Linked DNA regions of Homo sapiens: region 1 is linked to region 2. A link is a contact called in ENCODE Hi-C data. All regions are on one chromosome and are shown on one strand. The core of a region is the stretch at or near the end of the contact, and the rest is flanking DNA. Distances in the headings are between cores, read along the strand shown. Region 1 has its middle 89 kb from the start of ELOVL6. Region 2 overlaps MCUB (mitochondrial calcium uniporter dominant negative subunit beta).

Region 1 (5,633 bases), core at 1,533-4,032, 640 kb before region 2:
AGCAGGAGGAGGGAGAAGGAATTCACAATTTTCTATTTGCTTTCTATTATTCTCTGGTCACCACAGAAATGCATCCTCACCCCAGAAGCACAGCTGGTTGCAGAAGCAAATGATTCCAGATTCTAGCTTTTTTCCACCTATTAGAACTAGCCTCATAATGATACCTATCACAAGCCAAGAGATAACAGCACAAGCCAAGCAGCTCTAACAGTGCCTCTCCTTCAAGCGCATAAGCTTTTGAGAACCCCAGTCTTTTCTCTTGGTTCTACCACTACTATGGAATGCAAGCTGCTTCCTGCAGTTACTCTCTGTGTTATCTGAATTCCCTCCAATACCCTTTTAACCAGTTCCACCCCCCAGCCTTTTTTTTCTGAGATGGAGTTTCACTCTGTCACTCAGGCTGGAGTGCAGTGGCAGGATCTTGGCTCACTGCAACCTCCACCTCCCAGATTCAAGCGATTCTCCTGCCTCAGCCTCCCAAGTAGCTGGGATTACAGGCACCCACCACCACTCCAGGCATTTTTTTTTTTTTGTATTTTTAGTAGAGATGGAGTTCACCATGCTGGCCAGGCTAGTTTCAAACTCCTGACCTCAAGTGATCTGCCCGCCTCATCGTCCCAAAGTGCTAGGATTACAGGCGTAGCCACTGCACCTGGCTCAATTCCCTATGTTAAACTTCCTTGTTAAAATAATTGTTATGGTTTCTCCTTTCCTTATTGGACCCTGAGTAACACATACTCTACATCCATTCTATTGATTCAGGTCTTTTCCTCACCTCTCTCTTGCCTTCCAAACCCCACTTAGTAAAATGTTAAAGGAAGCATTCGCCCATGATTCTTTTTTCTCCTACCCTGAAGTTTGCTTGTACACCCATAATTCTTCAAGCATGTCCTTGTGAGCTTCAATTCACCCTGTTCCATCCCTTTTTTCTTTCCGTGTTAAATGATGAAGAGAAAAATCCTGCTCAAAGAGAGTAAGTTCAAGATAGTCTTGGTTCTAAAAAGAGAAGCTGAAAACCTGCTATCTTTTGATTGGCTGTCAAGACTCTTCATCAAAGCAGATGTCCCAGACTAATTTCAACAATTCTTCATCTTAAATTCAAGACTTTAAAAAACCTTCACAGACTTGCAGAAGCCTTTCATCTGAGGAACTCAGAAAATCACAGATTGAACATCCCCCATAAAGAAGAAAGGGAAATAAGTCCAAAATGTAGCCCAGACTATGACATTCTTTGAGGACAATTCTGTATGAACTAAAACTGCAGCCTGTGGACAACTGCTTGAGCCCAGGAGTTTGAGACCAGCCTGGGCAACATAGTTGGACCCCGTCTCTACAAAAAATTAAAAATTTAAAGATTAGTTGGGTGCGGTGGTGCACATCTGTAGTCCCAGCTACTCAGGAGGCTGAAGCAGGAGGATTGCTTAAGCCTGAGAGGTCAAGCCTGCAGTGAGCTATGATCTCGCCACTGTACTCCAGCCTGGGTAACAGAGCGATGTTCCTTTAATTCCAGAGAAGTTGCTAATTTTCTGTAAAAACTCCTTTATGAGAAATGATATTCATGTGGAAAGAATATTCTCTTTATACCCTGATGTGTTATTAATTTCACATCTCTGGGATAAAGCCAGATCATCAGAAAGATTTATGCTTAGAATATCCTCTACATCCCCGGCTACTCTTACTGATATAAGCTCTGATATAATGCTTTAGCTTTTGAAAAATCACCTGATCAGAAAATTTGATTAACATTCTCTTATATAAAACAATTTGACTAGGCTGGGCGCGGTGGCTCACGCCTGTAATCACAGCACTTTGGGAGGCCGAGGCAGGTGGATCACTTGAGGTCAGGAGTTCAAGACCAGGCCTGGCATGGTGGCTCATGCCTATAATCCCAGCACTTTGAGAGGCCAAGGCGGGTAGAAAACCTGAGGTCAGGAGTTCAAGACCAGCCTGGCCAACATGGTGAAACCCCGTCTCTACTCAAAATGCAAAAATTAGCCAGGCGTGGTAAGCAGGCACCTGTAATCCCAGCTACTCAGGATATTGAGGCAGGAGAATCGCTTGAACCCTTGAACCTGGGAGGTCGCAGTGAGCCGAAATCACGCCACTGCACTCCAGCCTGGGTGACAGAGCAAGACTTCCTTCTCAAAAAAAAAATAAAAAAAAAAGAATGTTCAGAGAAAGACTTACTGATCCTGAATGCTGGCTCCCCAAATTATCACTATGACAACCTGTCGAAAAGACAAAGCTGAGCTTATATTGATCTTGGGAAGGGAGTACTCCCTCCACAGAATCTTAGAGCATCTCAGAAGAGGGAGAACAAAGTCAGGATATTTACTGGGACTCTAAGTCAGTTTAAGACAGATCTTATCCGATATCAGTGCTTAATTAACACTCTGTAAGGATTATGACTTAATAGTTTAAGATTCGTGGTCACAGCAAAGTGAAGATGTAAAGGCAAGGTTTTCAAAGAGTCTTGGGTTCAAGCAGTCTTGGGGTTTCAACTGTAGTTTTGATATGGCTCCCATGACTGGAGGAACAAATTGATGCTTTTCATGAAGAGTTGATGGCCTTTTGGGACATTGCTGAAATGAATGATAATGTTATTCACAACTTTTATCTTCTTCAGCAAGAGTTTCCTAGAATAGTAAAGCTATGTTGATGAAACCTAGAATAACAAAGGCCTGTAAATATACACAGTAAGCTATGTGGGTGTATACAGTTTCGGTTCTCACTGACAAAACGAAATTTGAGCTCATTCTCAAAGGAGTGAGGGAATGAGTCATGCCAACATTTGAAAGCAGAGTTCCAAGCCAGGCCCAAGTCCAACTTTTGCAGGGCCTGTGGCAAGGTTATAGATGAATGCCTACTATATGCCCAAATATTTAAGTGTTGGAAATCAAGTTAGCAAACCTTTTTTTCTTAGAGATGGGGTCTCACTATGTTGACCAGGCTGGTCTCGAACTCCTGGCCTCAAAGAATCCTCCCATCTCAGCCTCACAAATGCTGGGATTACAGGCATGAGCCACTGTGCCTGGCCTAGTAAACTCTTAAATAAAATGTTAGCCAGGTGGGGTGGCATGCGCCTCTAGTGCCCCCTACTCCAGAAGCTAAGGCAGGAGGATCCCTTGGGCCCAGAAGTTCGAGGCTACAGTAAGCTATGTTCGTTCCACTGCACTCCAGCCAGGATGACAGAGCAAAACTCCGACTCTAAAACAAAGCAAAACAAAACAAAACAAAACAAAATGCCCAATCAACACCCTCCAATAAAACAAAATAAACTGGTTACTTTAAAAATAAATAAATAAATAAAATGTTTTAGGTGCCTACCTTGATAAATATAACTTTATAGTGACTAAGTAAAAAAACATGTAAAGTTATGCTTTTTATGTGCCTGAAAAACATCAAAGACAACTAATATATTCACACGTGTGTATATCTGAGTATTCTATTGATGTGTAGTTGAATAATAAAATAAGGACACATACACCATATAAATCATTTTATAGTATACTTATTTCATAAAATTTTATTTCTTTGCCTTCATTTGAGGAAAATCATGAATTCAATTGTTATAATAAAGATTTTCACATATTTTGTTTTTATATTGACAACAGTGATCTAAAGATACACTGTCCTATACGGTACACACTGAGCATTTGAAGTGTGAGGCCTGTCCAAACTGAGATGTATTATGAGTGTAAAATACATACTTATTCCAAGGCTTAATATTTTTAAAAAAGTAAACTATCTCATTAATAATTTTATACTGAATACATATTTAAATGGTAATGATTTTAATATACTAGTAAATAGAATATATTATTAAAATTAATTTTACTTTTTTTACTTCTTTCATGTGACTATTAGAACATTTAGAATTACAATGTGGCTCACGTTTGTGACTCATGTTATATTTCTTTTTTTTCAGCTTTATTGAGGTATAATTGACAAAGAAAAATTATATCTATTTAACGTGTTCAACTTGTTGATTTGATGTACATATACTTTGTGTAATAATTACCAAAATCAAATTAATTAACACATCCATCACCATATATATGTACTCTGTGTGTGTGTGTGTGTGTGTGATAAGAACACTTAAGGCATACTCTCTGGCAAATTTTAAGTAAACAATACAGTATTATTAACTGTAGCTATCATGCTGTACAATAGATCCCCAAAATTTACTCATGTTATAAATGAAAGTTTGTAACCTTTGACCAACATCTCCCATTTCCCCCACCCCACAACAGCTGGTAGTCACTGCTCTACTCTCTTCTTCAATGAGTTGGACTTTTTTAGATTCTGCATATAAATGAGATCATACAATATTTGAGTCTGAGTCTGGCTTGTTTCACTTAACATAATGTCCTCCAAGTTCATTCATGTTGTCAAAAATGGCAGGATTTACTCCTTTTTAAGCCTGACTAATATTTCACAGTGTATGTGTGTGTGTGTGTGTGATTTTCTTTATCCATTTAACTGCCAATTAACACTTAGATTGTTTCCATATCTATTGTGAATTATACTGAAATGAACAAGCAGGTGCAGATATCACTTCGAGATACTGATTTTATTTCCTTTTTGTCTGTTTTTTTAGGGATGAGGTCTCTCTCTTTCACCCAGGTTGGAGTGCAGTGGCACAATCATAGCTCACTACAGCCTCAAACTCCTGGGCTCAAGTGATCCTCATGCCTCAGCCTTCCAAAGTGCTGAGATTAGAGGAATAAGCCACCATGCCTTGCCTCTATTTTTAATTTTTTCAGAACTCTCCATAGTTTTTTGCCTAATGGCTATACCAATTTACATTCCTATCAACAGTGGACAAAGGTTTCCTTTTCTCCACACCTTCATCAACACTTGTTGCCTCTCACCTTTTTGATAATAGCTATCCTAAACAGGTGTGAGGTGATGTCTCATTGTGGTTTTGATTTGCATTTTCCTGATGATTAGTGACGTTGAGCACCTTTTCATAAGTTGTCCATTCGTATGTTTTCCTTGGAAAAATGTATTTTAGGTCCTTTGCCCATCTTTTAATCAGCTTTTTTGGGTTTTTGTTTTGTTTTGTTGCTATTGAGTTGTATGAATTTCTTATATATTTCGGATATTAGCCAGATTAATGGTTTGCAAATATTTTCTCTCAGTCTGTAGATTATCTTTTCATTTGGTTATTTTCTTTGCTGTGTAGAAGCTTTTCAGTTTGATGTAGCTCCATGTGTTTTTGTTGTTATTGTTGTTGTTGTTTGGGGGGTTTTGTTGAGAAGGAGTTTCACTCTTGTTGCCTAGGCTGGAGTGCAATGGCACAGTCTTGGCTCACTGCAACCTCTACCTCCAGGGTTCAAGCAATCCCCACACCTCTGCCTCTCGAGTAGCTGGGACTATAGGTGCCTACCACCACATCTGGTTAATTTTTTTTTTTTGTAGAGATAGCAGTCTCACTATGTTGCCCAGGCTGGTCTCAAACTCCTGGGCTCAAGTGATCCTCTCACCTCAGCCTTCCTAAGTCCCAGGATTACAGGCATGAGTCACTGCACCTGGCTAAATTTTTAATTACATGAAATTGTAATTATTAAAATTAATTAATTTTAATGTTTTAAATTTTAAATTAAATTTTTTTAATTTTAAAAAATTTG
Region 2 (5,897 bases), core at 953-3,452:
GTGAGTTGAAATCATGCAATGAGAATACATGGGACACTTTTGAGATATTCCCGACAAAGATGCTATATAATCTGAAGCAAATCACAAGGAAATACCAGACAAACCCAAACAGAGGCATTCTACAAAATAATTGTAATCTTTAAAAGAGTCAAATCATGAATGTCAAAGAATGTTGTACTGATCCAGAGTGGAGGAGACATGACAACTAAATTAAACTGTGATTCTGAACTTCTGCCAATAAAGAACATTATTGGAAAAATTGGCAAGATTTTAATGAGGTCTAAAAATTAGATGGTGGTTATGTACTAACATTAATTTTCCTATTTTGATGGTTGTTTGTCATTAAGTTGGAGAATGTTCTTATGTTTCAGGGGAACTGGCATCAAGTTTGCAATGTATTCTCAAATAGTTCAGAAACAAAATAGTCTTCCCACTGTGGTTACAACTTTCTTTATGTTATGTTTGAGACTGTTTCAAAATCACACAATTCTGAGAGACTGGTAGGCCAGGGTAAAAAAAATTAATAATTCAAAAACAATAGGTTTACAACACCAAAATTACCATATACAAAGATAAGTGATTAATAACAAGGGGTCAAATATTAAACCTTTTTTGCATGCCAGTAGGAAACTATGGTTACTTGGGAAATTGAAAATAAAAAATTTTTTAAAGCAAAGACACTCCTGTACAAGTTTTTATTTAGAAACCCCAAGAATATTGACAATCCTCAGACATGTTAGTAAAGCTTAAAAGAGAAACTACCATACCCTGTAACAACCCTTTTTAGAGGGTTATTATTAAAATTCTGAAAATCTTACACAAACCCATCATGCATGCAGAGCTGAATTTCAAGAATGACTCACCAAAACTCAGGTCTTCCTTTTAGTTTACACCTCACCTCAAACCCATCTTGAGGAGCCTACCATTCCCCCCTTGATAGGGGGATATGATAGTTTTGAATAAACAAATGGTATGAACCAAATCTGTTGCTTTTCATTTAATCCAGTTAGCCGGGCTGCTCCTCCATACCACACCTGGGTTCAGATTCCCCAAATCAGGCCCCACTTCTCAAATCTAAGGATTCTCAGGATGAGTCCTTAGATTTAAGAAGTATAATGAGTCCTAGCTGGACGCAGTGGCTCATGCGTGTAATCCGAACACTTTGGGAGGCTGAGGCAGGAAGATTATTTGAGCCCAGGGGTTCAAGACTAGCCTGGGCAACAGGGTGAAACCATATTTCTATTTTAAAAAATCATAATAAATGAGTCCCAGGCAGGAAAAATGAAATTAACTCTGTCCCTGACACAATGTGATGAAACTACAGAACCCCAGAAACAAAAAATTCTTATAATGCCTGAAAAAAAAAGAGATTGCCTACAAAGGAAAGCAATTAAATTTACATAAGGTGAATTAATAGACGGCAGAGGCAAAGGAGTATCTTCAAAGTTCTGAGGGGAAATAACAATCAACCTTGAATTCTATAGTCAGATAACCTACCATTTTGAACAAAACTGAGACTGAGCGACTAAAACATGTTTACTGAAAGCATTTTGCAGGAAAAAGGAAATCAAACACATAAGAAAACAGGATGTAAGAAAACTTACACACCACAGGATGTAAAACTAAATGAAGAGAGAAAAAAAGTGTGTACTTCCAAACCAATAGAGATAAAGGAGTATAAAAAAACATTTAGCCAAATTATGAGAAGATAAGAAAGGAGAAAGAAAATGAGCAAAGGAAAATCAGGATGAACAGAATGCACAGAATAAGGTGGTAGATAGATATCCACATTTGTCTGATATCACAATAAATGTAAACAGATTAAACTCAACAGTTAAAAGGACAGAAGTTGTTGGATTTATAACAACACAGACTGAGGGTTTAACTACTCATAGGCTTTCATTGAAGGCACTACTCAGCTGTAGTGAACAAAATGTAACACGAACAAGGAATAAGAATGCATGAGAAATTCTGAACAAGCAAATTGGTAAAATATATGCATAAAATAAATAAAAACTCCATCATTTTAAATGTTGTTTTCCGTGTCACTTAATATAGCGTACTTTTGTACTCCACAGAAACAAGAAATTCTTGTGTGAGGCAAGAAAAATGGTGCTTTTGGGGTTAGGCTGCTTTGTACTCCTCAGTTACATAGTTGTTTTGCTTTGAAGCTTGTCTTTGGGTTCATTAGTTCTACATCCTGTGGTGCATCATGATCTTTTGTAGAATCTCACACTGAGCGTCAAGCTTTAATGATTTTTTTTTTTTTTTTTGCTTCTCTGTACCAAAAAAAAAAAAAAAAATCAAACTGCTATATAGGAGCTCTCTTTTGATGAACTCTTACTTGCCTCTAGATCTATGTATCTCCCTAACAAAAACTGCATTTTGTAGCACAGACTAGAAAGTTATCTTAATATTTCAGTCTCAGGTACTACATGAATCATCACTGTGAAAATAAATTTTTTCTTCTTCTGGTCTGGACAGCCCAAGACGAGTAGTTAATCCACAAAATGACTGAAACAGAACAGAAACAGAATACGTTTGGCATTTGGCTAATACAGTACAGAAACAGAATACATACATACAATATTTGGCTAGCAGCCAACAATAACTTCCACCTACTGTAATTTCTCACCAGCTCCCTCTCAGCTAGACTGTATTTACATCCCTTCTGAGAACCAGGCATTTAAGTCAGTCATCCCTTTGGAACTGATCTCAACAGGACCACTGAAATTATATTCCTGTATAAATGCATTTTCCTCCTTCTCTCTCTCTTTCCTTCCATTTCGACAGGACATTGGTTTTGAAAGCAGATAACGAAGGACTACAACCCAGAGAAAAGATGTTAGACAATCTTCCTGTCCTACTGTCGTCTGTTAGAAAAAATATTGAAATATTTGGGTATATTGCCTTAAAAATACATTATTTATAATTAATAAACTTTTTCAACATCATTATGTGAATGCAGTTTCTTAAGATCTGTTTGTAATGGAAATACCTAGTACTTTTTCCTCTAGTTCAGATCACTTATGCCTGGAAGCCTTGTTTTACATGGTTTTCAACAGTGTGAAGCTGGTTTTAACAGCTACTATTTCCATCTGCCCAGCACCTCTTCCTTACACTGTCCCAACAGGTGCGGACACACAATTATGTGGGCCAGGTGCAGTTCTACATCCCTTTTACCATAAGGTGGTGGTTCAGCGGCACATTTAAAAGGGTGGGGGCTCCTAACTATTAATACTAGACTGTGGTCGGTTATTATGGGTGTGACCTTAGATTACTTAATCTCCATGTGGTCCCTGCATTTCAGTATTCTAGCAATTAAAATATGGTAAATAAACTGCACATGGATGTTTATAATGGCTTTGTTTATAATTGCCGAAACTTGGAAGCAGCCAATATGTTCTTCTTAGTAGATGAATGAATAAATAAACAATGGTACGTCTAAATAATGGAATATTATTCAGCACTAAAACGAAATGAGCTATCAAGCCATGAAAAGACATGGAGGAACCTTAAATGCATATTACTAAGTGAAAGAAGCCAATCTGAAAAGAATCAGACTGTGTGATTCCGACTACATGACATTTTGCAGAAGGCAGAACTGTGGAGACAGTAAAAGGATCAGTGGCTGCCAGGGGTTATGGGAAAGACAGGGATGAACAGAGCACAGAGGATTTTTAGGGCAGTGAAACTCTCTTGTATGACACTATAATGTAGACACATCACTACATATTTGTCCAACTCCATAGAATATACAACACCAAGAGTGAACCCTAATGTAAACTATGGACTTTGGGGGATAATGGTGTACCAATGAAGGTTTATAGGTTGTAATAAATGTACCACTTTGGTGCAAAATATTGATAACACCAGAGGCTGAGGAAGTGGAGGTAGACAGACAGTATATGGAAACTCTTAGAGCTTTCTGCGTGGTTTTGCTATGAAATTAAAACTGCTGTAAAAAATGGTCTATTAAAAAACAGTGGGGAGGGGTACTCGCTTCGCCCCACATGCTGTTATTTGCCAGCTCTTGTTCTATAGTTACTTCTATCAATGCTGAGTTATTTTTTTGATAGATACATAAATACATTTTAATGAAAAAATATGAGAAACAGTAGTGTTTGCTTCATAGTTGGTAAGAAGATTAAATAAGATACCACATGTAAAACACTTAGCTACACAGAGAGGGAGAGAAGAACATTCCAGACAGAACACCATGTGCTATGTCCCTGAGGTCTAAGAAACTTGTCATGTTCTAGGAATTGAGGGAGGACCAGTAGGACCACAGTAAGGTAAGTGAGAGGAGCGGGGAGTGAGATGAGACTGGTATGAGGAGCGCTGTCTAAGTTATGTAGCATCTCATTGTCCACAAGCTTTTATTTTGTTAAAGTGTAATAAGGATTTATTGAAAGGTTTTAAGTAGATGAATGGAGTGATTCTATTTACATTTTAAAATCACTTTTCCTGCTTTAAAAAGGGCAGCCTAGAGGAGGGCAAGGGTGGAAACCAGTTTAGAATCTGGTACAATAGATGGTGGTGACCCGGCCCAGAGCACTAACAATAAAAATGGAGAGAAGCAAATAAAAGTATGCAGGTAGAATTGATAGCTTAGTGGACTCAAGAACAACTCCTGGGTGTGACTTCAGCAAGTGCGGAGATGGTGAGTCAGTTACTGCACGGGGAAGAGGGGGCCAGAGGAAGCTGTTTCATGGGAAAATCAAGAGTTTTGTTCTAGATCAATTTAGTTTCCCATGTCTGTGATTATGTAAGGGTAGATGTTAGTCAAGTATTTGGATATTCTCCTTTGGACCTCAGGAAAGGTCTGAGCTAGAAAGCTGAGGGGCTGGAGACAGAAACCAGATGGTAGTATGCTGAAGAGTGAGTGGGAAGTGATGATGAGAAGACAGCCACTCTAGATGAACTGAAAAGTTTGGCTAAGGGGAGCACATGAATGGGGCAGTAGCTGGAAGGCTATGTGGTTACTGGAGGGTTTGCGACTTTCTTAAGCTGAGAGACATCAGAGTATATTTGTATGCTGATGTATGTACTTGCATAGCGTGAGAGGTAGTGAGAGAGTGACAACTAAGGGAGTAAAGGGAAAACATCTGTTTGTTTGAGAAAGCCTGAGGGACACAAGATGGAGAGCATCTGAGCAGGGGGACTGGCCTTTGAGGAGGAAGACCGCTGTACTGCAGGAGGGAAGGAAGAGATGGTAGGTAGAGATTGAGTCTACAGATTTTATGGTGGGAAGATGAGAGTGGTAAGAGCATGCACAGTGGGTACACTGAGCAGGGCTCTCTATGCAGTGAGTAGAGAAAGTATAAAAGCAAGGAAGCATGCAACAGCATGCCACGTTCAAGAAACTGTGATGGGTTCAGAATGTCTGAAATAGAGGGTTGGGAGGTGGGTGGTGCTGCGGATGATAAGGTGAGGCTGGAGAAGAGGATACAAATCAACTCATGGGAAGTTTTTTTTTTTTTTCTTTTTTAATGTTTCTCTTTGCAATAGAGGTCTTTAAATCTAGAAGTAATTTGACTTTACTTGATTTTAGAAGATTGGAATAGATTTAGATCTGGAATTGGTTGGTGGGGGAAGCCAGTTAAGAAACTGTTAAGGTAATCTAGGGGAAATAAGAATCTGAAGTAGGGCAGTGGCGATGGAGGGGAGAGGATAGGATGGATTTGAGAGGTCTGTATGAAGTACAACCAGTAGGCCTTAGTGACAGTTCAGTTGTAACTACTCGTACAACCTCTACCAGTTGATTTTAAGGAACACTAATTTAAGATAACTTTTAGCCTTCTAGTTCTAATGATTGGTAGTGGAGCCAGTTTATCAAGAAAAAGAATAAAGGAGAGAATCAGGTCTATAGAGGAATAAGAAAGAGCTCAGTTCAA

Evidence for each region. A loop is a pair of places that touch in the nucleus more often than their neighbours do. Pooled maps may share reads with other maps.
Region 1: a loop to region 2 is called in a map with no recorded cell type, with 14 times the contacts of the local background. The contact joins two enhancer-like sites. A Hi-C loop is called at or near these places in 3 of 37 single-sample maps with no recorded cell type and 3 of 50 pooled maps.

What each region holds. Positions count from the first base shown.
Region 1 is chr4:110,284,445-110,290,077 of GRCh38, reverse strand. It overlaps the pseudogene ZBED1P1. Among named protein-coding and RNA genes, the nearest start is that of ELOVL6, 89 kb to the right of the region's middle. RefSeq lists an enhancer at 2,719-2,808. Within about 2 kb of position 2,782, at least 3 of the 41 ENCODE cell types and tissues checked have a DNase peak (open chromatin) inside an H3K27ac peak, as active enhancers do.
Region 2 is chr4:109,645,101-109,650,997 of GRCh38, reverse strand. All of the region lies in intron 1 of MCUB (mitochondrial calcium uniporter dominant negative subunit beta), which reads right to left. Among named protein-coding and RNA genes, the nearest start is that of CASP6, 55 kb to the left of the region's middle. Within about 2 kb of position 2,202, at least 4 of the 41 ENCODE cell types and tissues checked have a DNase peak (open chromatin) inside an H3K27ac peak, as active enhancers do.